5 separate regions of the Homo sapiens genome follow, and all the other regions are linked to region 3. Evidence: chromatin loops called from intact Hi-C (ENCODE). Cell type or tissue: endothelial cell of umbilical vein. All regions are shown on one strand. Links, peaks and the distances in the headings refer to the core of each region. The heading gives the core; the rest is flanking DNA. Region 1 overlaps EFNB2 (ephrin B2). Region 2 overlaps LOC105370346 (a long non-coding RNA gene). Region 3 overlaps LOC107984626 (a long non-coding RNA gene). Region 4 has its middle 270 kb from the start of LINC00460. Region 5 has its middle 260 kb from the start of LINC00460.

Evidence for each region. A loop is a pair of places that touch in the nucleus more often than their neighbours do. Peaks named below come from ENCODE experiments on the same cell type or tissue, not always from the same donor. Only the 100,000 strongest peaks of a DNase experiment are listed, where the experiment ranks them.
Region 1: it touches region 3 in a loop (4-fold over the local background); 5 of 110 quality-filtered maps call a loop at or near these places.
Region 2: it touches region 3 in a loop (4-fold over the local background); 7 of 110 quality-filtered maps call a loop at or near these places.
Region 4: a loop joins it to region 3, with 4 times the contacts of the local background. A loop is called at or near these places in 4 of 110 quality-filtered maps.
Region 5: a loop joins it to region 3, with 4 times the contacts of the local background. A loop is called at or near these places in 2 of 110 quality-filtered maps.

The regions. Positions count from the first base shown.
Region 1 is chr13:106,493,116-106,499,510 of GRCh38, forward strand. EFNB2 (ephrin B2) reads right to left here. Exons shown (of 5, transcript NM_004093.4): 3 at 2,633-2,725; 4 at 1,766-1,879; 5 at 1-313. Among named protein-coding and RNA genes, the nearest start is that of EFNB2, 39 kb to the right of the region's middle. RefSeq lists an enhancer at 13-1,212. In endothelial cell of umbilical vein, for the core only: no CTCF peak of the experiment used is centred there; DNase peaks (open chromatin) are centred at 3,116 and 4,170; H3K27ac peaks cover 1,683 bases.
Region 2 is chr13:106,469,232-106,475,626 of GRCh38, forward strand. LOC105370346 (a long non-coding RNA gene) reads right to left here. Exons shown (of 2, transcript XR_002957491.2): 2 at 2,516-4,980. Among named protein-coding and RNA genes, the nearest start is that of EFNB2, 63 kb to the right of the region's middle. RefSeq lists enhancers at 2,542-3,741, 4,019-4,706 and a silencer at 2,910-3,204. In endothelial cell of umbilical vein, for the core only: no CTCF peak of the experiment used is centred there; a DNase peak (open chromatin) is centred at 3,140.
Region 3 is chr13:106,346,354-106,352,748 of GRCh38, forward strand. The region is part of intron 1 of LOC107984626 (a long non-coding RNA gene); the gene reads right to left. Among named protein-coding and RNA genes, the nearest start is that of LINC00460, 27 kb to the right of the region's middle. RefSeq lists an enhancer at 2,436-3,083. In endothelial cell of umbilical vein, for the core only: no CTCF peak of the experiment used is centred there; DNase peaks (open chromatin) are centred at 1,888, 2,818 and 3,238; H3K4me3 peaks cover 579 bases; H3K27ac peaks cover 3,074 bases.
Region 4 is chr13:106,102,087-106,108,481 of GRCh38, forward strand. No RefSeq gene overlaps it. Among named protein-coding and RNA genes, the nearest start is that of LINC00460, 270 kb to the right of the region's middle. In endothelial cell of umbilical vein, for the core only: no CTCF peak of the experiment used is centred there; a DNase peak (open chromatin) is centred at 2,345; H3K27ac peaks cover 1,440 bases.
Region 5 is chr13:106,113,818-106,120,212 of GRCh38, forward strand. No RefSeq gene overlaps it. Among named protein-coding and RNA genes, the nearest start is that of LINC00460, 260 kb to the right of the region's middle. In endothelial cell of umbilical vein, for the core only: no CTCF peak of the experiment used is centred there; a DNase peak (open chromatin) is centred at 3,354; H3K27ac peaks cover 1,235 bases.

The sequences.
Region 1 (6,395 bases), core at 828-5,827, 150 kb after region 3:
CCGCTGACCTTCTCGTAGTGAGGGCAGAAGACGCTGTCCGCAGTCCTTAGCGGGATGATAATGTCACTGGGCTCTGAGCCGTTGTTGTTGCCGCTGCGCTTGGGTGTGGCCAGTGTGCTGAGCGACAGCGTGGTCGTGTGCTGCGGCGAGTGCTTCCTGTGTCTCCTCCGGTACTTCAGCAAGAGGACCACCAGCGTGATGATGATGACGATGAAGATGATGCATCCTGAAGCAATCCCTGCAAATAAGGCCACTTCGGAACCGAGGATGTTGTTCCCCGAATGTCCGGCGCTGTTGCCGTCTGTGCTAGAACCTGCAGACGCGGAGACAGAAAAGGTCAGAGATAGTTACTGCTGTCCCAGTGCAGACGGACTGCTTTTATGACCCTTAAAAATGTGAAAAATAAGCCAGGCTTATTACTAACTAGAAGCTGGACTTTGCCTCGCCAATACCTCGTCTAAGAGCTCAACGCAAAAGGAAATGAGAGGTATCTCTAGGAGGGACTTCCCTACCCTCCCAAGCCACAGGGTTTCCTTTGTATCATTATCCAGCAAGAGCACAGACTGTCGGTGACAGCCAGCCCTTGATCTTGCTTCATCTTCTAACCCGTGTCAGCCAGCCTGGGGCAGCGGCAGGGAAGAAAAAGGGAAGTGGCCAATTCTCCAGGTCAGCGGTGAGCGTTTATGTGGTATTGCTCTTCCGCCTCCTTTGAGAAAGGGAGTTTCATGCAAACCTTCAAAGGGCCTGCCTTCTAAAGAAGAGCCCTGCCTCCTGGCAGAACAGAACAGCTCGGGAACGCGGAAGGAGTGAGGGGGCCTGGGAAAATGTTCAGCTCGTAACTCGTCTGTATTATTTGATTTACACTTAAAATATATTTGGAAGGCAGCAGAAACTCTCACACCGAACAGACTGCCAGCCCAAATGTTAAGCACTAAAAAACTGCCTGGCATCATTATATTATCCATTTATCAGTTTGTCACAAGAATTTGACACATCTTGTCATTGAAAGTTAGAAATAACAACTTCCCTCCTTGACTCTTGGAAAGGGATGGAATATTGCTGCAGACGATAAATTTGCACAACGACCAAGCAAGCACACAACAATCCTAATACAAAACTGCTGATGTCTGCTCAACAGCTACTCTATAAAACCTTCATTAGCATGGTAACAAATACAGAACTATTTGTTCCAAGACTGTTAAGAAAACGAAGGTCAACGACGGACAATTTTATCTGGTATTCTACACTTTTGTCAGGGACCTGTTTAATATTTTCTTTTACATGGAAAATGTGAAACAAAATAACGATAACCACCTGAAAAAATACTATTATGCAATATTTAAAAATGTTACCATTTAAAATTTAGAAGAGGATCAATTAAACCCTCTGTGGCTTAGATATAATTAGATGAGGGATTAGCACATTAATTACATATACATTAACATCAGCTTTAAGCTGGAGTTGACAACCAGCTTGATAAAATGTCAGCCAATGAAACCTTTGGCCTGACAGAGTAGTTCTAATAACTGGCACTTACAGCTCATGAACTCTACTCCTTTGAATATATGACTTTCATTGGAATGAGTTATTTTGTTCTTATTGAGTGTAATTAATAATGACTCACTGACAGCAAAGATTCCTGATCACTGTAACTTCCAGCTAATCCTAACTGGTTAGAAGTCTTTAGACTCTGCCCTACCTTTTAAGATACTACTAAGAATGTGGTACCCACAGACCTCCATACACACAGATCATGCTGTTATACCTGGATTTGGTTTTACAAAGGGACTTGTTGTCGAACTTCTTCCATTTGTACCAGCTTCTAGTTCTGGACGTCTTGTTGGATCTTTATTCCTGGTTGATCCAGCAGAACTTGCATCTATATGAAAAACAAATGATTAATTACGGCACAGACATCTGACAATATCTAGCTTTAGGAGCTGCATATATATTTCAACAGGCATGAATAGCAATGAACATAAGAGTCTTTATGCAAAGTACTGTGAAATACAAGAATATAATTTTTCTTTTAAAACAAAATGGTTATACTAGTTATTTCAGAGGTTTAGAACGTGAGGCCATCTGTGGAAACTATAGGGATTCTTGCATTTGGCAGGCAAAGCATTGCAGATGACATTTCAATTTAACTGAGCAAGTTGATTGACTACTATACCAATTTTTAATTAGAAGAATAATTATTTCTTTCTGCACAATAGGTTATCTATATTGGAAAAGTCACAATGAACAAAACTCTTCTGTAGTCAAGATTCAGAAATGAGCAAAACTGCACAAGCTTTTAGTTTTCATTCTGGATATTTTGATTTTGAACCAAAGTGTTTTGCTTTTTAAAAAGAAATATCTATCTATCTATCTATCTATCTATTATCTATCTATCTATCTATCTATCTATGGCAATAGACATTCTACCTTGCTGATCTTAACTCTTAGATCTCCAATAAAAGCTTAGTACATTGACTTGAGGAAATCTGTCAGTGGCTCAAAGTGCAGAAGGGTTTGCTTTGAAAACTAAAAAGAAGAGCGAATGAAGGTGGGCATCGGCAACATTAGCACCATACTAGCTGGGGGCTACACCAGGTCACAGTGGCGTCATGAAGCAGCAGATGGTCTTTACCTTGTCCAACTTTCATGAGGATCTTCATGGCTCTTGTCTGGCACACCCCTCCCTCCTGGTTATCCAGGCCCTCCAAAGACCCATTTGATGTAGCTGATTAAAAATAAAATGGACAAAACAAAAAAATAAAGAAAAATCAGGAAATCAATAAGCCAAGTTTACATGAACATGAAATGTCTGAAAACAATTTGAAAAATAAGAATTCACTCTTAGTCACAAGTTTTCTGAAAGTATGGGGATGCTGAAAGCCAAAAAGAAAAAGAAAAAGAAATAAAGAGAAATGGATATCGGAAACACTGCCGCACGTATGCTATCTGACTCCAAATTTATTTAGGCACTTTCTCCTTCCTTCACAAATGACTGATTTAATGTTAGTCTATAAATAAAAGGGATGGCATCCTTCAAAAAGTCTATGGACTCTTTTGGGGCCAAACTCAGAAGAGCAAAATAGTTAATGCAGCCATTTCCAAACGTGGTAATCATCCCCCCACACCTGCTTCCTCCACTGCAGATTTCCTGCTTCAAGAACAATTAGCTTGACGCTCTGTTTGTCAAGCATCCAAGTTCTGTAAACACTAGACCAGGAGCCTCCCACAACCCTTGTCTTCTTTTTTCAGCCTTATGCATGCTTAAGAAGTATACCAGAAATCAGGTCTTCAAAATCTCCCCTTTTTCCTCCATCGTTTTGTAAATCAGAAGAACATACGTGTTATTACTGCCAATGTCAACCTTAGTCAACCTCTTCAACCAAACTACCTGTTGCGGGAAAACTCTGGCTGAATAGAGGGTTCACACACATGCCCACCACTCATTCTGGGTCCTGTGGCAGCCCTGGAGAGAAAGTGGGGACTTTTACCAGCCACTTGCTGGTGTTCACCAACTGAATTCCCTCTCCACCTCAGCAGTGAGGAGTGGAAGGAAGGACAGAATCATTTTACCATTTTCAGCATTTTTTTTTTCAACAGCCTATGCTCTATTTAAACACATCCTTGTTCTGTCTCTTTAGACCAGCGAGGTCTCTGAATAGCTTTGTAACTCAAGCTGTAAAGAGATAGGCTGCCAGGTACTTTAATGAGAAACAGGCTTTGAATTACAGTTCAAGTTCCAGGAGAGAAAAGAAGGTGGAGAGTGCTAGACATTTTCATTCCCCTAAAGTTCAAGGGGCAAGGAACAAAAGTGTTTCATATACATTTCTGCAATTTAAATCCATTTTCTACCTGATTATCAAAGTCTTGGCTTGTAACACTGTACTTTGCAAGGGACTGAAAAAAGGATTGATTTTCTGGTAAAAATAAATCCCAAAGACATTCTTCTAATGGGATTGTTTGTTTTCCAAACAGTAGGTCAGCAAACAAGTTCTATATGCATTTATGGTAGAAATATGCATTCCACTGAAATTATATTAACTACAAAAATAAGGCACTTATTTACTTGTCTTTGTGGTCTTGAATTAACTTTACTTTCACTGTTTTCCTCAAAACAAAGACTGCCTCTTCTGTGCATACATATCACTGTGCTTCTCTGAGTGCTTGCTTAAACTTTACAGTCTCACAATTGCATCTCATTCTTCTGTAACTGTGGATAAATTTTTCCCGGGAAACTGGGCAATAATTGCCATAATAATACTTGTCTTGGAAGGGTAGTAAGAAGCAGACAGTATCTGTTTGTAGATACAAACATTGTAGACCATTAAGAAACTATTCAGCAGACAGCTTAAAAAAAAAAAAACCTAAAAATTTTGTACACTTCTGTGAATCTAAAAAAAATCTTTTTAATTATTTAATGGGGCTATTAAAATTTTTTTTTATTATACTTTAAGTTCTAGGGTACATGTGCACAACGTGCAGGTTTGTTACATATGTATACGTGTGCCATGTTGGTGGGCTGCGCCTGTTAACTCGTCATTTACATTAGGTATATCTCCTAATGCTATCCCTCCCCCAGTCCCCCACCTCACGACAGGCCCCGGTGTGTGATTTTTTTCAGTTCTTCATTCTGCTCTTTCCCTTTTCCCTCCTCCAAATATGTGACTAAATTTTAAAGTATCCTTTCCTCCCAGAGGCTTCAAACTATGAGTTTCTATGAGCAGATCCTATTTCTGGACCATTTCAGAGCAGAGCTATAATCTTCAATTAATTGTTGAGAATTTTCCTATTTGATTTTTCTAAAAAATTAGGATATGTCTGCATATAGAAAGAAGTGAAAGGCTGATGTCTCTATCTGGCTGATAGTTTAAAATGTTTGGTTTACTTCATTCAGGTGGAATCCCAATGTTTTTAAATTCACAAGCACATAAATGAACCTACACGCAAAAGTGCACTCAAACTCAAAGTTAACTTACTTTGAGTTACTTACTCAAAGTAAGTAACTGACTTTTTGTTGCTAAAAGTTTCAACACTAAGCTGAAAAATGACAAAATGAGATCTGAAGGGCAGTGCACAGAAAGAAAGGGGAGGAATACAGATGTATTTATTTTAATCTTGAGGGGGAAAAGACAGTCAAAGATTCAGATCCAAAAGAAAAACAATTAAATGAGTATCAGCAAGAGAAAAACAGGCACAGTAGAGCAGTTACTTGTAAATAGAATTGAGAACTGCGTCTGCAGAGGGAGAAACTGCTGATGACTTCTGCTTTGTCAAACTGGAAGCACAAGAGGTGCACATTATTTGATTTTTTTTTCTTTTAATTTGTAGGTCAGTGCCTTTTCTGAATATCAATGCTTTTGTGCGGAGCTCCCTAGGTTTACCAAAACGGGGTCTTGACAACCACAAATGTAAAATCTCTAGAGTATTAAAATTCAATTGGAATCTATAATTTAACATCCACAGACTATAAGACAGTAGGAGGAAGGCTGTGTTGCATAAGAATGAAACTGCTTTGCACCTTTAAGAGTGAAAACTTTTTTATTTCTTGGTTTAAAAAAAAAGTGTGTGGGGAAGAGGGAAACATTCAAGTCTTAGAGTTGAAGAAGGAAAAATCTACAGATGCTGCCTTTGTAGGTTCCTCTGAAGCCACAGGCTATTGCTTGTTTGGGGGAGTGTGCTTGCCACGTGGGGAGCAAAAGTGGGCTGAACAGTCTGAATGCAGACAGTTTTTCTGCTATATTCAGCATTTTGCTTCTTTTCCTTTTAAGTCAACCTGTGACTTGCAAAGGGTACTGGAAGATACTGAAAAATTCACTACTAATATCAAAATAACATCCCAAATACTTGGTTGCTTATAAAGGGGCATTTAAAATACAGTTACACGTTCCACCAGGAAAGATTTTTGCCATGAGTTAGAAATGATCTAAGGTGCCATGAACTGTTTTAACCCAGTTAGTACACTGGTACTAACTGAAACTCCAGGAGGTAAACTTTACAAGTATAACGTAATTCAAAATGACTTCAGTCTATTTTATACTTGATGTAAGTATAGCTTCCCATAGTGAAAATCACCTTTCTTCTCCCCTGCTACATCCTCATCACAGAGTGTAATTCTTATGCTGAGGTTCCAAACCCCCCTCCTTGAACAGTGACACAGCTAAAAAAAAAAAGTCTCCTATCCCAATTATACCTCCTTCCTGGCAGCGAACTCTGAAATAAAACCACAAGATTAATATTCTGATTTCTCCTGCAATAGTCACCAAGAAGCTCTGAAAGGCTTAGTGGCTGATTTTGAAAAATAACAAGAAATTGCTAATGCTTGGGAAAAAAAATCTATTTCCATTTCAGGAGACAATTCTGCAATTATTTTCATTGTTCATTTGAATGTACTGGGAATT
Region 2 (6,395 bases), core at 785-5,784, 120 kb after region 3:
AATCACCTTGATAGCAACTGCTACTGTTCATAACAGCATGGAAGCCGGCCCTGGCGTTGCGCACACAGAGCTGGTGAAAGCCTCCATTACCTCTCCCAGTGACTCCTGCAGACACACGGCACCCGGGGAGAGGGGAGGTGACGGGCTAATAATTGGGAGTGATAAGGAGCTGCTAGGGGGCAGGGCGAGGGCTTGTCCTGTGTCGACTCTGACAGCGATCAAAGCCAGGCCTTGGTTCCTCAGCTCTCCATTTTGCTAACAGTCTGAAGAATACAAAGCGAAAAGCAAAAGATGCCAAGAGCAGTGTTGCTTTTGAAGGTGAAGGCGCACTCTCCAGCCTGTTTCTCTTGGTAAGTGAAGACAGGAGCAGCAGAGTCTATGAACAAACAGGGATTTCTCTTCTGTTTTGGAAACCCTGAGCACGCCAAAAATAAATTTCGGTTTGTTGGTTGGTTTGACATCTAGTTTTGTTTTGATCACTTGAAGGGAAGAGCGGGGAGATCATAGCTGGGCCTTGGGAGAAACAGGGAAATTCCAAGGAGAAGGTTCCAGGGGGAAGAGGAAGTTCAATTTTGAAAAGTGTCTTTTATACCAGGCCTCCAGAATTACTAGGTGCTTTATTCGGGTCTAAATAAAATCTTATTGACTACAATAGCAGCAATAAAAAGAAACAGAAAATCCCCATGCTGTGTTACCCCCGTTAACACTACTTGTTTTTAGATGATTTAATCTCATAAGCATGAGAAAGCAAAAGCGCTGAAATGCAGGGGGCACCTATTTGGTTTATTCCTTACTCCGCTTTTTTGTTTTGTTTTGTTTTGTTTTTTGTTTGTTGTTTGTTTTGTTTTTTTGAGTCAAGATCTCACTCTCGCCCAGGCTGGAGTGCAGTAGCGCAATCTCGGCTCACTGCAACTTCCGCTTCCCAGGTTCGAGCAATTCTCTTACCTCGGCCTCCCAAATAGCTGGGACGACAGGCGCGTGCCACAATGCCTGGCTAAGTTTTGTGTTTTTAGTAGAGATAGGGTTTCACCATGTTGGCCAGGCTGGTCTCAAACTCCTGACCTCAGGTGATCCTCCCACCTTGGCCACCCAGAGAGTGGGGATGGTTTATTCCCTACACTTCATGCCCAACTTTTTCTTATTTGAAGAAACTCTGAAGCACTTTTTGCTTTGAATATATTAAAGCGAAAAAGAAAAGAAATAATTAGTGCATTATCCTTACCAGCATCCTGTTTCCTAATTCTAGAGAAAATATTTTTACTGAAAAATAAAACTTCTCTTCCAGTGATGCCAGTGCTGGCTGCAGTGTCTCCTCCATTTCGCCTTGTGCTCTGACCCCAAATGATTCACCTCTCCTGGGATTCACAGCCAAGCCAGCCCCGACAGGGTCTCCGATATTTAGTGAGGATCCTTTCCTGCTCTCTGTTCCTTCTTGACCTGTATCTCCTGTTTCCTAAGGCCTGTGCTCACCCTAACTGATGCCCCTGCTAGGGACAGTAAGGGAGAGTGTGGTTAGGTCCATTTGTGGAAACGCCCACACGAGTGTTTTAAGCAGATTAGGATCCCATTGGATTCCTCTTGCTCATTGAAGCCTGTGTATGTTGCATCTAAATAACACAAAATACAACAGCTGAGACATATTGAGTACTCAGCATGTGCCAAGCACCTCGGAGCATGGTCTCATGTGTGCCTCACGACAGCTCTGTGAGCGGTGCTCTTACCACTGAAGAGAAAACTGAGGCTCATGGAAGTAAAGGAACTTAGCTCTGGTCACAGAGGGGGCAGAGGGAAGAGCTAGGATGACAGCAGTCGGCCTGACTCCAAAGCCCCTTCTCTGAGCCAAAACAGTGCATCCAAGCCATTTTTAATATCACAGCTCTTTTTTTTTTTTTTTTTTTAGGTGGAGTCTTGCTCTGTCACCCAGGCTGGAGTGCAATGGTGCAGTGGCATGATCTCGGCTCACTGCAAACTCCGTCTCCCAGGTTCAAGCAATTCTCCTGCCTCAGCCTCCTGAGTAGCCAGGATTACAGGCGCCCACCACCACGCCCAGCTAATTTCTGTATTTTTAGTAGAGATGGAGTTTCACCAGGTTGACCAGGCTGGTCTTGAACTCCTGACCTCAAGTGATCCACCTTGGCCTCCCAAAGTGCTGGGATTACAGGCATGAGCCACCAGTCCCAGCCAGTATCACAGCTCTTAATTTGAAAAATGGAATGTTTGACTCCCGTAAGTCCATCAGCAACATCAATGAATGCTGCTTTCTAGTGGAACTCCCCCTGTAATCATCACACTATTCCACAAGACACAGGGAACTACGTTGTTCTTTCTATAAAGGTATAACATGAAATGCCCCTTGGTCACCAACAGAAAATGCGAGTGTCCCCACAACACCTTGCAGTTTTGGCAAATGCCTTAAAATGTCATTGCCGTTAGTACAATGTACTTCTGAATTATACTAGATCTTGTTACTTAAAGAGTTAATCAAGAGGCACACGTAGTACTAGATCACAATTACTTCAATATTTTGATAACTGTATTTCAAGATATTTGGTTTCCTTTGATAGCTGTTTCAATATAACTGGTTTCCTTGGTGCCCGATGTATTTATGTTATGGGTTTAAAAATATTATTCTTAGAAGGGGCCCACGGGCTTCATCAGACTGCTAAAGAGCTTCTTGGCACAAAGGTTGATTAAGAACTTCTTCTACACTGCCTCTGTTGCATGCAAAAATCATGCCTCCTCAACCATGAAGTGATTTTCTTTAAAATGGACATGTCACTTCTCCTTCACGGGGGAGAGTTGGTTTCACAGATGAGGCATACCCTTAATGCTGGGAGGGTGTGGCCGGCAGGATCTGCAGGGCCCAGCCGACTTTCTAATCGGTCTGGTTTCACCTAAGAGGGCAGCCCCACCCGGTCTCTGAGTCAGCTGTGCACAAAGCAGTCGGAACTGACAAGGTAAAGAACGCCTGACTCCTCTTTACAAACCCCAGGCTCCATTTAAACTGCAGATTCCGCGGGCATTTCTTCTTATCTAACTCCGCCCTGTGGGTTCCCAGGCGCTGACTCCCTCATCCTGCAGTTTCAATCCCTGCCTTGACTCATCCTCCTGGGCCTGCCTCTCCCCTCCAGAGTGCCTGTTCCTGCCTGCTCGGTGACTGAGCTGATCTCTCTAGGAATGACCTGTGTGCTGATCAAGCCGACACGTCTCTTTGCTTCCCGACGTCCTGATATGGCAGCAAAGGGTGGTAGAATGAAGTCATTCCTGCAAAAGAAGCTGTGAGAGGAAATACAGATGCAGTGGCTGAATATGAAAGTGCTTATGTTCCCAAAGGAAGAAAATGCTAAATCTCAATTAGAGGTTGGAAGAAATAATGACGCAGTCTTTTTACTTTTGTTCTTGCTTTTGTGTGTAGTTTTGCTTCTTTTTTTTTTTTTAATCTGTCTGGGTTTGCAAATCTCTGAATAATATCCACAAAGCCATCAGGGGTTCCAGGTTCCAAACCCTGCCATGTGTGATGGTAAAGGTGGCTCACATTTCCCAGGTCCTCCTAAGCTGTGGGTAGAACAGGCTCCTGTTTACACTCATGACTGGAATTTCCCTAGCCCGTCTACCTCCCTTTTAAGCACCTTTAAATTCCCCTTAATCAGTGTAAAAGTTCTCTAGGAAGGTCTTACGTGTGTTCAACAAATTCCTCTTGACTACAAGGAGGTGGTCACCATTTTCCTCCTCTGCTGCTCCAGCTAACTGGGTGTTATCCAGCTTCCGGTCCGTAAGGAGTGACCCAGTGTCCTCTGAAGTCCCCACCCTAGTGACATGCCTACCAAGGGCCATGGCACTGTGGCTGTGGCCTGAAGTCAGCCCCCAGCATGGAAAGCTGGGCTGAGCCGTGCTTTTTGAAGGGAGCTGGTGGGACACAGGCCCGGCTTGTGGCAGCACGCTGAAATGTTTTCTGAATTGAAGTCGTGTGCTCTCACCGCACAGCAGAGATGGCAGTGAGACTGCTCTTCAATGTGTACATTTCCTCCATTTCAGTACCTTGCTCAGGCCTCTGACGGCAGCATGTGAGGGCTGAGGGCCAGGCCAGAGCTGAGGGCGGAGTGGCCAGCAGTGTGTGTGCCCTCGTGCATCAGGTGTCCCTGCTGACCCTGGCATTTGGCATTGAGTCAGGCTGATAAGCCTTGTCTCTGTCTGGTTTTCCGACAATCCTTTCCCAGGAAACCTCTTGGGCAAGTTTGCATTCACAGCCTCAGGCACTGGGACACAGGTTTGGGGTGGGCTAACCCACCTGGTCCTCCAGCAGCCCTAGGCAGTCGTGAATCCTGCGGGGCTGCAGTTGAAGCGCAGGCCCAGACCCCGTCTCCCCATCAGGGCTGAGAGAAGCTGCGCCGTCCTGGAGTGAGTTTCCCACGCCCGCTGCTAGAAGTCCAGTTCAACAGAACAGAGCCGGCCAGAGCCTTTGGGAAGGTCTTCACGGCAGAAATGGAAATTGTAGTTTCTATAAATGTTTGCCAATATTCTTTTTATTGGCATATTGTACCCATAATAAATTATTTGGAACTGTTGTCAGTTGTAACTCAGTAATTATTATTAAGACAAACCCTATGGGGGCTGCTAATTTGCTCTTATGCATTGGCATTGCAATTTTTTTTCTTTTTTTTTTTTTTTTTTTGTTTTGAGACGGAGTCTCGGTCTTTTCTTCCAGGCTGGAGTGCAGTGGCATGATCTCGGCTCACTGCAACCTCCACCTCCCGGGGGCAAGCAATTCTCCTGCCTCAGCCTCCGGAGTAGCTGGGATTACAGGCACCTGCCACTGCACCTGGCTAATTTTTGTATTTTTAGTAGAGATGGGGTTTTACCATGTTGGCCAGACTGATCTCCAACTCGTGACCTCGGGAGATCTGCCTGCCTCGGCCTCCCAAAGTGCTGGGATTACGGTGGCTCACGCCTGGCCTGGAATTGCAATTTTGATGCGCTACCCTGAAAGGAGAAGTGAGAGGAAGCAAATGCTATCATCCTTGGTTATGACTTTTTTAAAATTAAATAATTGTTAAAAAAAAAAAAACTATCTTTACCATTCACTGAATCTGCTGTATGTAAATGCATCAACAATAACAAATGCAACAAAAGCAAACAATCTTATTTCAGACAGTGCTGTTTTAAGCACTTTACTTATATGCAACCATATAACCATCATGACAGCACGAGGAGATTGATACTGCTAGTTTCTCCATTCTGCAGATGAGGAAACTGAGGCACAGACTTAGAAACTTGAACTCATTCTGAGGCAAGATTTTAAGAACTATAACCCTGCGGATGCAAGAATGTCTTCTCGCTTGTGAACTGCGTCAATGGCTTTAACACCCATAGTACACTGAACTCCTTTTGAGGATCTTAAAATTCCACTGCCAGTGTTATTCATTCACACTATGGATTTTGACCTATTGGAAATTGAGGAAAGTAGTGAAATAAATGTAATGAGGCAGGTTGTTTTTAAAACTGGAAGGGAACAAAAATATATACAAAACATCAGATTACATCATGTATGATAATAGTAAATTTTTCATGAAGTTTTGCTTTAGTTGTGTGGTGTGTGTGTGTGGTGTGGTGTGTGTGTGGTGTGTGTGTGTGTGTGTGTGTGCACGTGGGTGCATGCTAGGTAACCGTGTAACCTAGCTGGGTTGCAGTCTAAAGGATTTGACAAACACTGTCCCCAGCCAGGCAGGGTTGTGAGAGTTTGGGCACTTGCTGAGTTAACTGACCCTCCCGGCGAACGTGTAACTGGTTCCTTATCCTTATCTGAGCTGAGGTATCATACCACTTGGCCTCTGCAGCACAATGCCAGCTGTGAGCTTCTTTCACAGTGAGAGGGAAAAAAAAGCATATTATCTTCATGGCATGAGTTAAGCACAGACCCCAGAAATGGAGCCCCCTCCCTCCTCGGCATGACTCACCTGTGATGCTAATCACAGAGGAGCTACAGCAAGCCTTCCTTGTCCTCCCTCCCTCCCTCCGATCGCCCCTCCTGAGGGGACCTGCACTGGTGTTTCTTCTAGGGTAGAGACTTTCACCAACCTGGCAACTTGTTAGAAGCTGGTGGATGTTATCCCAGGAGTGCCAGCCCAGTGGAGGCCCCACGTCACCCTCCCTGGGTTCTAATTATGGGGATCCTTGCCTACCTCCTCTGAGACGTGAAAACCACTTTGTGATTGACTAAGCCATCTTCATTCTTGTATTTTTCATGCTCCTGGCTTAGGAGCCGGCATAGTCACAGCTCATTGCATATTTGTTGAATTTGTGAGGTTTTGATTTTGATGTGTGCAAACATTTCGAGACATAATTTGAACGAATCATTAAAAAAGTAAAATTATTAGCTGAGCATGGTGGCATGTTCC
Region 3 (6,395 bases), core at 822-5,821:
AACTCTAGCTTTAAGAAATACTAAAAATAAGAGTAATGAAAAAACTAGTATCAAAAATATTCAGATATGGGCCAGGCACAGTGTAATCCAGTACTTTGGGAGGCTGAGGTGGGCAGATCACTTGAGGTCAGCAGTTCGAGACTAGCCTGGCCAACATGGTGAAACCCTGTCTCTGCTAAAAATACAAAAATTACCCAGGTGTGGTGGTGCATGCCTGTAGTCTCAGCTACTAGAGAGGCTTAGGCAGGAGAATCACTTGAACCTGGGAGGCGGAGTTTGCGTGAGCAGAGATCACCACTGCACTCCAGCCTGGGCGACAGAGCAAGACTCCATCTCCAGACAAACGAAAAAACAGTTCAGATCTAAATTCTGAGCTCATTTGAAAGCATAAGCTAATTATTGACTTAGGAAAGTTCATACCCAGATTTAATAAGTTGTTGTTTTATGTCTTTTGTTGAAAGGCAATTAAATCTCACATACAAGTAGTGAAAGAGTGAGCTGAAGCAAAATCAAAATTGTAAAAAATAACACAGAGTTTGATAAAAGGATGAAATAGGTCAGTTTCATTGAAACCATATTGATAGCAGATTTGGTTCAAATTTAGTTTTTTTCTTACCTAATTTTTAAAAAATGTTAATCTTCATCTTAGCAAGTCTAACATCAAATGTCTTTTGACAACTGTACAGGAGTTTGCACAATTTATTTAAAAATTCAGAAGTGGAGAATATTAACTTTATATTTAAAATGCTTAAACTTAAAAGTTGGTCAATAAATAAACAGCATAATATCAAATAAGAAATAAAAGGGTCATATTTTATTTTAATTTCAAAGTCCTTGTAGTTCCCTAGGACATGAAAAATTTTAGTCTGAATCTCAAGTATTCTTTCTAAAATTAATTATTTAAGGCTTTTCAATAATCTATAGTAGTAAAGAATCAAAGAGGAATATGGTTTTTAGTCTTTAAGAACTCTTACTCTAGAAAAAAAAATCCAGTCCCACTTCCCACAAATGCCAACACTGCAGTTGTAACAGAGCTTGTCAGGTAAAATTAATAGTGTCATTGCATTATTTTCTCATTGGAATGGGCACAAATGAGCAAAATAAGAGCCTAGAAAACAATAATAAGATAAATCTGGCACTACTGATTGATTCTGGCTTCTATTAATTTTTATGTCTCAGAGTAAGAAACAAGCGCACGTTTAGTTTCTGACAAAAATACATTTTTTATTGCTTTCTCTATTATTCATCAAATTAGAGCACCAGACTTGATATCTGTGAAAAGTTAAGCCAATCAATTTCTTGGAAATAGACAGGAGATGTTTATTTTTAAGAGCTATTTACCAAGCTAAACATTTTAAGAACTGATGATACCTTTCTTTTTGGATTATTTATTTTTGAATCATGTGAAGAATTTCAACATGTAATACTGTTAATGTCAATTAATTAAGTAATTTCAAGTAAGTCATTCTTATTTTTAAAGTTCCCTAAAGGAGTTTTATTTCCCTCTAGTAATTGTGAAATATTTGGATAAACACTTGCTGTGTGAATTTGAGTGTCTTTCTTTCACTGCCTTAACACTATATCAAGTAATTAGTCCACAGGACTAATTACAAGCATACAGATACTGTTGTTATTAAACTTGTTCACACAGATTAAAATAAGAATGGATCTTAGCGTTGTACAGTGCACAACTTACCCAAGGGTATATGGCAGACCTGTTTAGTGGTATAGGTAGTCATTTTACGATTATTTTTTTAAGCAAAATCATTATGCTATGACTAAGTCCCTTTTTGCCAGATCCATACTTTAGATAGGTTACCTATATTGTTACTGCCACAAAAGAGACCATAGGGCTCATAGCAACAGAGGCAGAATAAACGCCTCAGTGAGATTCCAAGAGCATTAGTCATTTGACAGCTTCTTCTTGTTCACAAAAAAGCAAGGGCAAGCTCAATCTTTCTGATGAACTGAAGGACAGGCGCAGACAAAAGGCTGATACTAGAGTCTGATATTTAAGAACAAATGACAACTCTTAAAATGTGCTCTAGCTCTGAAATGCACAAGAAAATATGAAAGTCATTTTCAAAGCCCATTCCTTGATGTTTCTTTTAAAAAAGAAACATCATCTCTGGAGCTTTTGATTAAAGAAGGGTGTAATCACTCTTTTTAATTCACTCTGATTTCACCTCAAAAGGGACGCTCAAGTTCTCTTTATCCCAGTTTGGCTCTTACTTCAAACCAAAGATTTTTTTAAAAAGTTATCACAGTTTGAAGGCTCTTCCCAAATGCTTGGAACTTCGGGGATATTTACACATACTAAACTATACTTTTTAAAAAAGAAATTGATGGTCCTTATCTGCCAGAGACTAAGTCAGAAGCATTTTAGTTTAAATACTGTAGCATAGATCATGGGACATAACCCAGGCATGGAATATATATACTTCAAAACTATCCCTGCTGTTTCTCTGCATTCGCTAATATCTCTACGGCAAACATGCCATGCTTTCTAAAATAATAAGGAAAATTGCCTTTATTTTTTTTTAAAAGAATATGTCATATATTGTGCTTGAAGATTAAAATCTGAGAATCAGCACCATTTCAGGTCCAAAGATGAGAGATCCTGCTTCCTACGGTGTAACTACAAGAAGAAGAAGAAAAAAAAATACCTCAGAAACCATTGTGTTAATTGATAAGTGCACGGCTCAATAAAAGAATGGGAAAGGGTTGAGAAGCAGGGGCAGCCAGGGCAGTTAACACTCAAAAGCTGGTGAGCCTGTCCAACTAATCTGCCTCGTTTGTTTTCACAGCTTTGCCCGGAACATTTGCAGGGATGGCCCGACACTCCCCGCAGAGCCTGAGAGCGAGTGGCGAGCCAAGATACCAGCGGCACAATGTTTCACCTGCGCTGCCAGATACTCAGACAGAGAAAACACACGACAGTTTGTCAAAACAGCCATCAGCGCGGCGCGCTCGTTTTTTCCCGCAGCCCCCGGTCCTGGCTGCCAATGTACACGGCCAGGTTTATCTAAGGGCTGGAGAGCTCCTCTCTTAAATTCCCGGCGAGGTGGGGATGATGTGGCACAGGAAGGGACCGGGAGCGCTCCCCGGGGAGCCCAGGCGCTACCTGGAAAGGGTTTGCTAGACCCATTAACCCAGGTTCCCACAGCCTTCAGTCTTAGTCAGCACCTGCACGGTGAAATGACTCAGACACAAGGAAACCATCAGGATCAAGAGGGGCTCTGAGCTTCACGGGGAAGCTGGGCTTTTTAACCCCCTTTCCCCCACCATTGCCTGACTCATATGATTTAAAAAAAAAAAAATACAGCGTGCAATAAAACCTGAGGCAGAATCGGTCTGCCTTTGTCTTCCCTTTGTTATCGTGCAAAGCAAGCATCAGGGTTGCCTTTGTTGGCTTTCCAATTCGTTGCCAGCAGAAGCCCATGTGATAAGAACTTTTTGATTAAGCTCTAAATCTTTGGCACATATCTGCAATGCCTAATTATGAAAGATCTAATAATATGTTCCTTGTGTTTCTCTGACAACCACATGCATCTCCATTCAGCATCCCTGACGCTATTGGAAGTAGAGAAAGATACTGACACTACAAATGATTGCACAGAGAGGAGGGGGCATTCCTTAAACCTACACAGAACGGAGGCTGATGTCTTCATTAGACACATACCTAGCAGAAGACAAAACAGATTATACACAAAAACAGTTCGTTTAAAGTCAATTTTTGTCAGGAAAAAAAAATTGTGTTGCTTGGCAATTAAAACAAGTAGAATAAGATACTTTTTAATTAACATCTTCAAGTGGTAGAGGATGTTCAAATGTTGCTACTGTAGAACTTTCTGCCTCATCCTCTGTCTTTTTTAGATTATATATTTCTAAAAATACATTAGGTGACAGTTTAACAGGCAGGAGAAAGTATATTGGTTTTCTATACATATGGAAATGAGCTCTCTCAGGCAATAACTGGAACAATTGTGGCAAAATCTGTATCAAAGGCAGTGGAAGCTGGGCAACGCTCCCTTCCTATGATCGGTGTGTGAGCCCTGACTTAATGAGCTCCTACTAGAGGTGCTACCTTGAACAAACAGTGCTTGGTCACCTCCATGCCCCACCCTACAGGCTGCCTGAAAAGTACATAAAGGGAGGCTTCTTAGAAGTGAGATTTACCAACTACATTTGACATTTGATCAAAACGTATGCATTTGCCTCCCTGAAACAGAAGTGAAAAATACCAAAACGCTGTCACCGTACCAGGGGGTTTCAGTCTCAGCCTTCTGGGAAAACAATCAGGCAATTCTGTTCCCTGACATGCTTTAAAATATACTTTTTAGAAAATAATCATGGATTCTTACACAGAATCAATAGGGTGCCCATGAAACCATTTTAGTCACACTCTCTGATTCACAAGACTGAAAAATGGGATCAATTATGGCAAGTAAATGGGTGGAGAGGGGGTTCTCTCGCCATTGAGCTGAGACCTCCCTGGCAGCTTCTCACCTGGGAAACTCAGAGCCATCTTCACTTACATCCCAAAAGATATGCAATACGCATTATTTCTGAATTTTTAGAACAAAAGATTAAACAATAGATAGAGGAAGTCATCAGGCTCCATTTTCCAAATGTCAAAGTCATTCTGCAACTGCTTTTCCTAGCTCACCACAAACCTCATGGTTGTATCTCTTTGTCTTTTGGACTCGGATTCTTCAAGCACTCGAATCCTATGATCCTGTTGTTTCCCCTTTTCTGGCCTTTCACTGATTTAGCTCATTGAGACCTGACGATATCACATTAGTAGATTTCTTGTTATTTTTTCTGGATTGAACAAATAGTTGTATGTTATTTATATGTTGTCATCAGGCCTGAACTTTGCTTGAAAAAATTAGATGTCTCATTTTTCTCTAGATGTGTTAACTGTTTCTAGCAAAAAGCAACCTTTAAATCCAGAAAACTTTTCCCAAGTTAATGCATCACCAGAAAGTGAAAAAGTTTCCCTTTTCCCTGGTGATCACAGTCGATTAATCGCAGACTCCTGGCGTCCACTGGCCCACCCAGTGTTTGTAGGGTCCCACGTAAGCAGAGCAGAAATCACTACCGCTGATCAAGGAGAGATGAACAGCATCACTAAACAGTGTTCAGAGACTTAGCAAATCATTAGCAATCTCCTCAGCCATGCAGCTAATCTCATCACTCAAATTTCTTGGTTGTTCTGTTTTTCTCTGCCAGATAACACTTTATCAGACTGAAATGGAACTTCCCTCTGATCAGGAATAGGGCATTCAACAAACTATATACATACCTTTGATAGCTTCCTTTTTGGAAAGTGAGGGAGTTTAATTGATAAAGTACCAAAAAAATGAAACTGGAGTCCTAAAGTCTAGACACAGTTTTAGCAGCCAAATTGTAAACCAATGGGCTTAGTTTTGACAATCATGTGAAACACAAAGAACTAGAAAAATTTGCTGTCATGGTCTTTCCTTAACCAAGCATGTAAAGCAAGAAAAAAAAAAAGAAAAAAATACAAATAGAAAGTGCTTACCAGCAATCTGGAAAGCACTTTTGAAACAATGTCTAAAAAATCAAAGTGTTTATTTAAATTTACATTTATTTAAAATAAAAAATTATGCATGGAATTTTAATTCTTGTGTTTGAGTTTTGCTCATCTTAAATTAGTTCTTATTTTTAGAAGATGCATATATTATATATATTATGCATTATATATATTCATATATATATTACATGTATATTCTTTAAGATCTCCTATTTCTCTCTCTTTTTTCTAATCTCTCTTTTTAACAAAGCAAGATACAGGTTGAGTATCCCTAATTCCAAAATTTGAAATCCAAAATGCTTCAAAATTCAAAATTTTCTGAGCACCAATACTCAAAGGAAAAGCTCACTAGAATATTTTAGATTTCAGATTTTCAGAGTAGGGTTGATCAGCTAAGTATAATGTAAATATTCTAAAAGTCCAAAAATTCCAAATTCTGAAACACTTCTGATGCCTTTTGGATAAGGGATACACAACCTGTGTACATAAGAGAACTAACAGAACACTCATAAATGTTACAAGCACCTGACGACTAAAAAAGACCGAGACCAGGGCTTACAACTACACTGATGAAAAAGTCACAAAAAAATTAACAGCCACTTTGGAAGATAGTTTGGTGGTTTCTTACAAAACAAAGCATACTCTTACCGTAAGAACCAGTAATTGTGAGCCTTAGTATTGACCCAAATGAGTTGAACTTATGTCCACACAAAACCTGAACATGAATGTTTTTAACAGTTCTATTTATAATTGCCAAAAGTGGAAGCGGCCAAGATGCCATGCAGTAGCGGAATGAATAAGCAAGCTGTAGTACATCCATACAATGGAATAATAT
Region 4 (6,395 bases), core at 457-5,456, 240 kb before region 3:
CATGAGCAGCCTAGAGAAGACCCTTATGCACCAAGTGTGGTAGGGGAGCCCCAGAGTCAGGAGCGCCTGTCCTGTGGGCACAGTGAGCTTGAGACAGCTGTCTTGGAAGAAACATTTGAACAGGGCTTCACACTTCCAAGGTCTTGACCTTCCTCAGACCCCCTGAACACAGGTCTCAGAGGAGGGAAGGGGAAAGTCAAGATACACTGAGGTCAAATGGTCCTGCAAGGGTATTAGTCTGTTCTTATACTGCTGTAAAGAATTTATCGAGACTGGGTAATTTATAAAGGAAAGAGGTTTAATTGATTCGCAGTTCAGCATGGCTGGGGAGGCCTCAGGAAACTTACAATCATGGCAGAAGGGGAAGCAAACACGTTCTTCTTCACACGGTGGCAGGAATGACAAGTGCCACGCAAAAAAGGGAAACCGTCTTATAAAACCATCAGATCTCACGAGAACACGCTCACTATCACAAGAAAAGCATGAGGTGACTGCCCCCACAATCTCATCGCCTCTCACAAGGTTCCTCCCCCAACACATGGGGATTACAATTTGGATTACAATTCAAGATGAGATTTGGGTGAGGACACAGAACCAGACCATATCAGCCAGCTATGCAGGAAGGGGTCCCAAAATACCATTTAAATTAGCTCATAGAAAATATATTGCTCTTTCTTCTGGTACAACGTGAGTTTTTGAATGGAGATTTGCACGGAGTATACATTATTTTAAAGCAATGCATTTTAGAGCAAACACAGATATACTTCGTATTCATATGAATTTATAAAAGCAAATTCATACTTCAAAGAAACATCATGCTCCCTTGGGCTGTGACTTCTGTCTCACTCAACTATCGGTTCGATGAAGCAGAAACTGTGTTTTGCCTGTAATGTCTTCCCAGGGCCTGACACATCACCTCACTCAGAGGAGGTACCAAATATTTGTTGAAATAATAAATGAATGCATGACCTCCTCTGCATGCATTCAATAGAAAATTTTCAGATATTCTCAAGATGATGCAAAATATATGTACACACCAGGCACTATACCACTGTCTATTTTTAAAAACATGGTTTTCTTAGGCAGATGTGTATCATTAGCAGGTGTAACTACGAATGATCCTATGGGTCTGATGATATGAGCAGATTAAACACCCTCTCACATTCGTTTGCATTCTCTCTTGGAGCCAGACTCTGAATAAAACAAATATTAGCTCTCTGCCTTTTATATGTTGTTTTCTTCTTTAGGTTCTTTCCAGCCATTCTGTGTCCAAATGGCTTTACAGTAGTGTATCTTCAAGATGCCTATTCTTTATACTTTTACTTTCCAACCATTCCCAATCTGAGAAACTTTTTCTCATCCAGTGCATGTCAGTACCCGGTGAGATAGATATATTTGGTACGTATCAGTAGAGGCATATTCTGTTGCTTTCTTCTCAGCACAAATCATAATTAACACCTGTCAGACTGGAGACAGTGATATGTGTACTTTGAGCATGGCTGAAGGAAAGGGAAGACGTGGGTATAGTCAGGGATAGCATCAAAACTTTGTACTCCCTGCAAGGGCAGGGGCATCCCCAATCAGAGCAGCGACCACAGCAAAAAGCACAGCCTCCCCTTAAACTACCAGCACAGCCTCACTGGTGTGCACCACCTGAGCATCCCGCCAGGTACCCGTCATCAACCCAACTCATCACCTCCAACGGAACAACCAAGAGGTGCGGTGTTATCACGGGTACGGATCTGCTTCCCACCTTTCACCAGAATACCTCCATGGCCTCTCCCTCAGCCCATGTGTTGACTTTGCCTGTCTTCAGCTTTGCTGCTATTTTAAACTTGGCTTTCCTGGTCAGCCTGGTGCAATCAGACCACAGGCACGAACCCTTTTACGACGTACCTTCCGCCCAGCCCTTCCCCTTCATTCTCCTGCCTCCACCCCAATCCACGTCCTATCTCCTTGCACAAGAATGACTGTAACAGCTTCCATACCCTTGGTCTCTCTGCCCCTGGTGAGTCCATTCTTCACACCTCTTGGCGTTAGTCTAATTAAAACCCTGTCTGTTCTGTCCCTCTACTATTCAAAAGATTGTAGTGGCACTAATTGCTCTAAGGAAAAATTCCAAATTCTTTGGAAACTTTCAAAGCTCCATCTTCCATTCATTCAGGCAACAAGTTTTAATTGAGCAGCCACTGTGTTGCACATACACTTTTAGGTACTGGGGATTCAGAGAGGAAAAAGGACAAAGATCCTTCCCCGTTTTATGGAGCTTTATCTACTCAGTCAGGCCCTCACTGGGACAGAAACACATACCAAGCCCATGACTGTTTGGGGCTTTTGTTTGTCTTGTTCCCCTTTCTTTCTGACTCACTTTTAATACTTTAGAATTCATCAGTATCCTTGGAGCAGTGTGCCAACCTCCCCTGTGGAGCAGCTGCCATTCCCATGGGCTCCCTCCTCACAACAGACCTGTCCTACCAGGACCAGAAAAGAATGTGACCCTCCAGCTGACACTTTTTACCCCTTTTTCTTATTGTACTTAGGTTTTCATATTGCTTGTTGCTCCACTAAAGTATAAGCCTCTGCCCATGGGACACGGCTCTGTTGGGCTTGTTCTCTGCTCTGTATCCAGCAGCGAAAACAGTGCACAGCATGTAGTGTGTGTCAACAGATATCTGTTGAATAAGTCAGGGAAGGAAGAATAAATGCATTGCCATTCTTAAATGGCTTTTCTTGCATTAAATGATTGTATTCTAGTTTTCTGTAGGAATATCTATAGGTCATAATAATGATAGCTGATATTTATGGCATGCTTACTAAGTACCAGCCATTGTTCTAAGCAATTTTACCCATACTATTTTACTTCATCCTCACTACAATCCTTTGATGTGGGTTTTGTTATTATACCCATTGTAAAGAAGAGAACACTGAGGCACAGTGAGCAATTCACCTAGTCTAAGATTAAAATGCAATTGGTTCACCCACAATACAAGCTGTTCCCAGTATAATGGCATGTATATTCATAACCACCTTGTCTTAATTACCTTGGTGTATCATAACAAAATACCATGTATGGGTGGCTTAGAAAACAGAAATATATTTCTCACAGTTCTGGAGGATGAGAAGTCCAAGATCAAGGTCTTGGGCAACCTTATTCACATCCTGATGAGGGCCCTCTTCCTGGCTGGTGGATAGCCACTTGGCAAAGACAGAGAAAGAGAGAGACAGAGAGAGAGAGAGAGAGAGAGAGAGAGCACTCTGTTATTTCTCTTTATAAGAGCACTAATCCTAACACATTAGCACATCACCCTATGACTTCATCTTACCTTAATCACCTCCTGAGGTCCTAACCTCAAATCCAGTCACATTGGTGATTAGGGCTTCAGCATATACATTCTTTTGTAGAGGGTGAGCACAAACATTCAGTTCATAACACCGGTTCTCCCTTCAGCCCATAAACATTTCTCAAGCACCTTCAGTGGGTTGGCACTTGAGAAGAGGAATAAATCAAGCTAACTCTCCACCTTCAAAGATATCTCTTCCTAGGGGAGAAGACACATGAGCAAAATTTCAGTATAATGACAGAAGTTCTCTAATAAAATTATGAACCTATGTTCATAGCTATGAGCACAGAGGTGGAAGCACACCACCTGCAAAGGTCAGAGAAGTCTTTGCAGGGAGCCACATTTAGACTCTGTCTAGGGCAAGTGTGCCCAACCCGTGTCCTGCAGGTCACATGCGGCCCAGGGTGGCTTTGAATGTGGCCCAACACAAATCTGTAAACTTCCTTAAAACATTATGAGATTTTTTTTTTCTTTTAGTTCACTTACTATTGTTAGTGTCAGTGGATTTTATGTGTGTCCCAAGACAATTTTTCTTCTTACAATATGGCCCAGGGGAGCCAAAAGATTGGGCTCCCAGGTCTAGAGTAACATAGAACAGTGCCATGCAGTTGATAGGAAGTTAGAGATCCCAGACTTTAGGAGCAACGTTTGAAAAGCCTCAAGGCCCTGGTAGCATGAACCTTTTAGAACATTTACCATTAGTTTGGTAATGCTTGAGCTGGGAGACCCATGTGAAGGGATTAGGCCAGAATTCCAAGCGAGGGGCCCACATGGACATCTGTATGCCATAGAAAGCATGGACTTCTTCCTGGTGCATTTTAAACAGGAGAGGGATGTAGTAGTGAGGTTGGGAACACGGATGGATGGAAACAGCAGGAGTAAGTGACAACAGAGAACAGGCCAGGTGGAAGTGCTACATATTCACAGAAGAAATGGTGCCTTAGGAGGCTGAATGGTTTGAATAAGGGACTAAATGCCTTGCCAGAAAGGAAGGAGCAAGAGAGCACCCAAGGTTTCTGGTTTGAATGCTGAATAAGTGAGGGCTCCTTTAACTGACTTGGAAAATATCTTTCAGCTGAGAAATGCTACCATCAAGATAGCGATGGCTTGGAGACAATTATCTCGACTCCACCCGGAGTTTAGCAGTGACTTTTGGAATCAGAATATAGATTTTGGAGTCGTCAGCTAATAAATTGGCCATTTATTAGCAGCCCTAGACAGTGACAATAGAGGGTTAGGGAAGCACCAGGTCATTCTGGGAGTAGGGGCCCCACGTGCCTGGAGGAGTCACCTTCTCACGAAGCCTGCCCTGATGGGGAGAAGCGAGGGAGACAGAGAAATGGAGATTTGGGGAACACGGAGGGCAAAGGCAATGCTCTGGTGGATGCCGAAGAAACGATTGCAGTGAACTCACAGGCAAACAAGAGTCTGCAAATACAAGTCACATGCTGGAAGAAAAGTTTAGTCTATTAAATATGGGCATTTTCTCCCTTGAGATTATTTTTAACAAAACCCTGCATTAGATTAGGAAGTTTATTAAATTCCATGTCAAAACGAACATCAGACCCATTATCTGAGCCTCCCAGGGAGGGTAAGCAATTTGTGCTATAACAATAGCTAGTAAAAGTGAAAACTAAATGCTGGGCCACCACCTCACAGTGATGCGTGGTTATTGCCGCGAAGACTCAGGCCAGCAGCCCAGCTCCCCAAGGCCCCGTGCAGCATTACAGAGCTGAAGGATTTGCCAGGGTCCCAGGGCTGGCCCCACTTTACAAGCTGCTACTCAGGGGCAGAGGCACATTTTCTGAGCTCATTAGACTAAAGTGTAAAGCAAGAATGCCAGTGTAATAAGTTCAGAGAAATAAAGCTGTCACACAGCCTCAATTAGCAAGACCAAGACATTCTGTCCCGAAGGTTAAGCCATTGGACAAATCGAATCACCGTCAGGAGCCTCTTTGTTGAGATACCCCAAAGATTGACTGCATAAGGACCTGATATTCAAAGTAGTGTGTGCAGCTCTTTCTCCCTGTATACCAAGCCAACTTATTCATTAACTATGAGAATTTACTGTGGCAGGAACCAAAACACTTTAAATTCACAGACCTTCCCAGGGGAAGCCGATCCACAATCAGAATCTTCTTGTGAGCACAGACTAATCACCAAGGGGTGAGAGTACTGGGTATTTAAATGGCATCAGGCAAAGGTGTGCTGAGCTGCGCATCTCACGGAAGGGACAGCTTCTGCTACTAGGAGATTATTTGGCGAAGCTCCGCCCATTGCCATTGCACTTGAGAGGTTCTTACCAAGGGAGCCAGGTGCTCAGGAGTCCCTCGGCCAGTGTGCCTCTCTTCTCTAGAGGGATGGTAGCAACACATGCCTGTGAGACTCTTCTTCATGTCCATTGCAGACACTGGGTGCCTAATGGAAACATTTTGTTTTTCTCCAGATATGGAAATGAATGTAAGCTGCACTGCAGTCTCACAAGCCCTGTGGGTCTGTTAGAGGGTCGTTTTGCACATCTGTACTTGCTGCTTTAGGTGTTGATGTTGCAGCTGAACCTGCAATAGGCAAGCTTATTTCCTTCCTAAGAGAATGTGGGGATGTCTTGCTGTGTCTCTTAACTTTGCAAAATTGTAAAGTGCAGGAGTCCAGGCTGAAAGCCTGGTGTGCTGGATCCTAGTCCCTGGTTCTTTCCAAAACTCGAGTCCCTCATCTGCTCTCTCCGGAGCAGGCTCGCTCAAATGTTTTGCTCAGTTGTCCTTTCCAGCTCTGAGTCTCTGGTCTATAGTTCTGCAGTATTCACTGAGCAGCAGCCTTAAGTATGAATGATTATGAGGAAGAGATTAAAAGAAGAGGAACTATTCTCAAGAGCCTATAGTTTTAAAAATCTGCACCCTTCAATTCTGATTTAGATTTAAATCTAGCTCTTGGTGTGAATCTTATTTTAAATTTCATGAAAATTGGAAACGGCACGCGCACCGGACGGTGATGATGCTGCCCATGACTTTCCCTCTTTCTCCTTGCTGTAGTCCACCCCAGCGCTTCTTGTAGGGT
Region 5 (6,395 bases), core at 893-5,892, 230 kb before region 3:
AGGAAGCAGAATCTTGAGAGAATGGAACCTAGAACAGGCACCTTGTTGATGGGGGTGAAAAAGAAACAAAGAAATTGGAAATATGTGGAGTTTACGTCCAGAGGGGAGAGAGGAAGAATGACTATGTGAGGAGAAACATAATTGGTCAGTGCATTAAAGAAAAATTTCATCATATGACCATTTTTTCCCAAGGCCAAGTCAAGAGAAGTCATGATTCAGCACAGAGAGTAAGGCTGGAAAAGACTTACAAGAAATGAGAATTATTTGAGTTGCTCATTCCAGTGTCTTGGCCTTTTTCATAGCCATTTTTGCTATTTTCCTATCCTTGCATTTCTCTCCTTTTCTTAACATACTTTTGACAAGACAAAAAAACAAAATGACCTGCAGTCAAATCACTGTTTCAAGTAAGAAAGTATAGAATGATAACAATATTTTAGATATATTGGTTTCAATAAAATATATTATAAAATTTTTTTTAAAAAGAAAGTATAGAGAAATCTCTTCTAGCAAATAGTCGACTTCCTTTTTTAATTCCTTAGGATAGGCCCAAACATATTAAGTTCAATGTCTGTCTGGGACATACCATATTTACTCGTGCAGTTCTTAAGTTCATAAGGGATTCCCAATCACAGCTACTGAAATCTTACCCATTCCTTCCCACCTGTCAGTGGTTTTAAACCTTGGAAAAATTGGGGCAGGGGTGGGAGAATTTCAAAAGAGAAAACAGAAAAATCAAAGAGAACAAAAGACGAAGGGAAGCTGAGAAGAGAAACGTCAGATTGGGAGAGTGGGTATCTGTGGGAGATGCTGCATTCACTCAGGAGGAAGGAAGAAGAATGGACATCACCAAAAATCTATCAGCCAGGCTCTCTCATTTCTTCTCTCCTTTCGTTCGTTCCAAACGTCACACAGGGAGCACAGATCCAAAGTACTTCCATTTTTTTCTCACAGTAGAATAACTTCATAGAATAAAATTCTACACTGTTACAATGAAATCCAGCACAAAATATTTTATTTTGTGACTAACATTTGAAATGATCCCAAGAAGATAACTTCAGCCAGAGAGGAGATCTCCCTCTCCAATCTTGGATCTGGGAAAAGCACCTACCCTTTTGGCTCAAGATAGGACATAAGAATGGAGGTTTTTAAACTCTCCTTCTCAGTTTTTTCTTTTCTATATTTCCTGGAACAATTCCTGGGACTAGACATTTGAAAAGGTGAGATAAATTATACCAACCTTTTCAGGATCACATATCTACTGTATGTACAAATAATAAACTCATCTGTCGTGCTTAAAGCATTCCAATAACTAAGGGTTTGCAATGTCTGACTGGGATGATTCAGAAAATACATGTCTTCCACAACTATTTTTATGGATCCCTAATTTGGATTGTTATAGCTCATCTCCCTCTCCTGATTCTTTTAAACTATATCCAAGCCACATAAAATAATATATTCTACCAGACATTCCTTATTTCCTTCAACACCTTCACTGAATTAAAATCAGAAGCTAAAGAATGCAATGTTTCTTTTCTGTACCCTAGGCATAATTCCAGTTTTGACTCATATGTATATAAAGTACGTAAGCATCTTGATTCTTCCAGATCATTTCCTGACCTAACTTCTTTGAAAACTACATAGAAGAGGTAAAAGAACAGTATTGACCCTTTTATTCTACATGGTAGGGCCCTTCAGAAGTCTAAACAGTCTTTTCTGCAGTTTGTGGTGAAGATTCCTCCTTAATTGCAGTCCTTAAAAACATCTATCAGAAGACTAATAGTTTTGTTAATTGAATTTTTTTCTTTATTCATCTATGTTTCCAATAAATATTTTGTCACTATTATAGTTAGAGAGCCTTTGACCACTTAATGTCCAAAACCAGTCCAAGCCTGTCTTCAAAGCATTCCAACAGTATCATAATCTACACAATTATGTCTACAAAAATTGGGTTTAAAAACCACTACTTTTTAGGTGACTTCTCTTTTTACATTTTTATTTATATTTTAAGTTCCGGTACACGTGCAGGATGTGGAGGTTTTTTACTTAGGTAAACGTGTGCTATGGTGGTTTGCTGCACCTATCAACCCATCACCTAGGTATTAAGCCCAGCATGCATTACCTATTTTTCCTAATGCTCTCCCTCCCCACACCCTACCCCCGACAAGCCCCAGTGTGCATTTTTCCCCTACCTGTGTCCATGTGTTCTCATTGTTCAGCTCCCACTTATAAGTGAGAACATACAGTGTTTGGTTTTCTGTTCCTGCTTTAGTTTGCTAAGGATAATGGCTTCTGGCTCCATCCATGTCCCTGCAAAGGACATGATCTCATTCCTTTTTATGGCTGCATAGTATTCCATCATGCATATGTACCACAAACAACCCCATTAAAAAGTGGGCAAAGGACATGAACAGACACTTCTCAAAAGAAGACATTCACACGACCAACAAACATATAAAAAAAAAAAGCTCAACATTACTGGTCATTAGAGAAATGCAAATCAAAACCAAAATGAGATACCATCTCATGCCAGTCAGAATGGCAATTATTAAAAACTCAAGAAACAACAGACGCTGACAAGGTTGTGAAGAAATAGAAACATTTTTATACTGTTGGTAGGAATGTTAATTAGTTCATCCATTGTGGAAGATGGCGTGGTGTTTCCTCTAAAATCTAGAACCAGAAATACCATTTGACTCAGCAATCTCATTACTGGGTATGTACCCAAAGGAATATAAATCATTCTATTACAAAGATACATGCACATGTATGTTCATAGGTGACTTCTTTTTTAATGAAAACTGGGATATGTGTATGAATTTCAATAATGGAATGGGGCTAGGGAGCACCTGAGAAGCTTTAGGATGAAAGTAGGGCAAATACATTTACAGGGTTGAATACAGAATAAGGTAGTTTATGTTATAAAAATAAGAGTTATATGGAATATGCCTGTTTAAACTGTATGTAACCCTTCCTCCACCTTCAGAAGGGTATGCTGTTCTGTTCCTCATTTAATCCCAGGTACACAATCAGGAGAATGCTCTTATAACCAGGATAAGCCTGTAATGAACAGTCTCCTAGCTATTTACTTGAAATCTGTAGCTCATTCTTTGTTTTCAGGCAAAAACACATAATAGCAATCAACTTTTGAAGGAAATAGGAGATCCAAGACAATGCAAGCATTTGAATCTCAATTTGGACATCTCTGGATTGTGATCCAGTTAAATAATGCCTCCCACTGTAGTTCCTCAGTCCAGTGCAAAGTCAAGCCCCAAATGGCTGAATGAAAATCTGAAAGGCTTGGAGAAAATAAATGGACTGTCTGCTTTTCATTATGTTCCAGTCTCAGGATGAGGATACATCTGGTTTTCTGATTACACTTTCCTGTAGTAAAGAAAATTTTAGCCTAGCAGGTCAAACCAGCTGATGACTAGCCAGCTCCAATTACTGACCTGACCTGCTTCTAACCTCAAAGGGGAAAAAAGAAAACCCTTTTTACTCATTCTTAGAAACCGAAATATGGGTGTAGAAGGTTGTTGGTTTTTTTCCCTTGATTAATTAAAGTTGCTTATTCAAATTGTGCTTTAGTACATAGTCTTTAATTATAAACAAAATAATGCCTGACTTCCTTTATAAAACAACACTCTAAGGAAAAGAGAAAGAGAGGCTAGACCCTTTTATTCTTGTAATAAAAAACAACAAAAGCACAGCAATTTCAATATGGCATTTGGAACTTGATTTGTTCTATTTAATGAATAAAAGATAATAGTATTTCTGAAAGGAGACAGTGTCTCTTTAGATAAGGCTTTTCAAACACTTTTTTGTTTGTTTGTTTTTGTTTTTGTTTTTTGTAAATGGGCATCATTCTAAGAGCCATTTCCAACTTACAAATAAATATCACCATGGGTTTCAACTAACTCAACTAACTCAACCAGCTTTGCTGGTATATTCGAAATATGTTCACCAGATCTACCTATAGCTCCACCTGAAAAAATTCCGCACCGCTTCCCAATTTATGAAGGGATTGCACAATAATTTAACACAAATTCTGTCAAGCATTTTAAAGCAACAGGAAAAATCCTTAGCTCCATGTTGAGAGAAAGCTAATTCAAGCCAATCCCTTGCAGGAGAATGCACATAAACCCGCCACTTCTGTTTGCATGTTATGATTTGAAATGTAGTTTGTTTCTTAGGTGAATGTAGCTTTTGTATTAGGTTGAACCATCTGAAATTGCCAATATTTGACTTTTTGGACCTATGAAAATGACAATTTCAGATGGCTCAAACTAATTTTAAAAAGATACTGTATGTAATGAAATAATTATATTCAATATGTCTAAATAGTCATTTCTTTAAGTCTGTAACCAGACTTTTAAAGATAATTATTTTCCAACTTAGTGGGATGATGAATCACCAGCAACATTCCTAAACTCTATTGATATGAAGAAACAGTCTCTGTAGTGTGTTTCTGCAACGATACTTTACAAAAAAGCAAACTTCATCCCTCACTTCAGAAGAAACACACAAATATTCATTTTGATTTACATTTTGTACCATCCTTGTAAAGCAGGTAGCGGTTTGCCCATTTTAGCCATAAACTAATTAAGAGAGAGAATATAAGTAACAGGGCAAGAATTACTCTGAGTCTGCTTCCAAATCCATCCCCAGAACCTGGACTTAACTCTCTTCTTTGGAGTATTTAAATCTCACTCAGCAAATGAATGCTGATTCTCTGGACACTTTTAATGAGTATAGATCTGAATAGTCCATAGATGCTTGCTTTAAAGGCTTTTAATTAAATCATGCAAGTAAAAATACAAATAAAAAGTATGTGTGCATTCATGTTATCATGTCTGATTGCTTCTCCTCTTTTTTATTCCATATTCTAATGAACATATTTAAGTTTCAATCAACATTTTTGCTGATTTTTATGTGTCAAACTCGTCAATGGCTTCTGTTAAGTCTGAAAAGTTACTGGGTTAGGAAGAACATTGCATTATTAACTAGAATCTGAAAAATCAGTAGAAGAATATTAACGGATCTAATGAACATAATGAACAGCATAGCCTTATAGAATGGTTGGCAAAAAAATACACTGCAGAGGACCACGCAACATTCTCTTTAACGTGTGCACGTTGAGCACATGACTGCAAAGCCCACTTCTCTTTCACTTAAGGTGAAGATGCTTCCGCTGAACCTCCTATCTGACAGCATTCCCACAGCCGAGCAAACGTTTATAATTAAAAGTTTTTAGCATGCCAAGGCAGGAAGTTGCTCTCTGGGCTGCGCTCCTGCTTTTCATTCTGTTCATTTGCCGGTTTTAAAATGACGTCCTTTCCATTTTGCCGCCTGCAGTGCAATTCAGAGCTGACCTCTTTGTCTCTCTGTGTTCCCCCACGCAAAACAAACTGCACCCACACATTGCTCAGCTGCTTGTCTGCAACCATGAACTACTTTCACACCCGAGGGAGGAATGTCCCTTTTGTTTTAAAGAAACTGAAATGTTGAATGTTTTCAACCAAGTCTACATCCTTTCGTGCTTTTGGTATTGTGTCTACCAGAGGTTGATGGTTCAATACAGTCTTGGTAACAATTATAATCTATCAAAAATAACAATATCAGCAACCATAAATGCTCAGAGGAAATCATAAAACACTACCTGCCTTGCGTGCTCAACAGATAATCATGCCCACTCTAATCCCAGCTTTAAACATCAGCATTTTCCCCTCTAGCACTCTCCATTTTAGGACAAGGCTTCTTAAAGAGCTCGCTGCACTCCCTGCCTCACATCCTCACCCTCCCAAGAGTCTCCTTATCCCACTGCCTTCTGACAGGCCCTGCCACCATCCTTTTTTTAGGGATTCCCAGTGACCTCTATGTAGCCCAACCCAATGGCTCTAAGAAAGTTACCTACTATCTTTCTTTGACACTGATGAGAATACCACTCCTGAAACTGCCTTAACCAGAACCCCTGACACTATTTTTTTTCTTTCCTTTTTTTTTTTTTTTTTTCTTTGAGACAGGGTCTTGCTCTGTCACTTGGGCCGGAGTGCAGTGGAGCAATCGCAGCTTACTGTAGACTCAACCTTCTGGGCTGAAGCAATCCTCCCACATCAGCCTCCCAGGTAGCTGGGAGCACAAGTGCATGACACCACTGCTGGCCAATTATTTTTATTTTTTGTAAAGTCAGGTTCTCACTATGTTTCCTAGGCTGGTCTCAAACTCCAGGGCTCAAGCAATCCTCCCACCTCAGCCTCCCAAAGTGTAGGGATTACAGGTGTGTGCCACTGCACCTGGCCAGCTTTTCGATTGCCTTTTTTTTTTCCTATCAGTCCTCAGTTTCCTGCATGGCCCCGCCTGGCCTGCCTGCTCCTTGAGTTTTGGTGTTCCTAAGATTC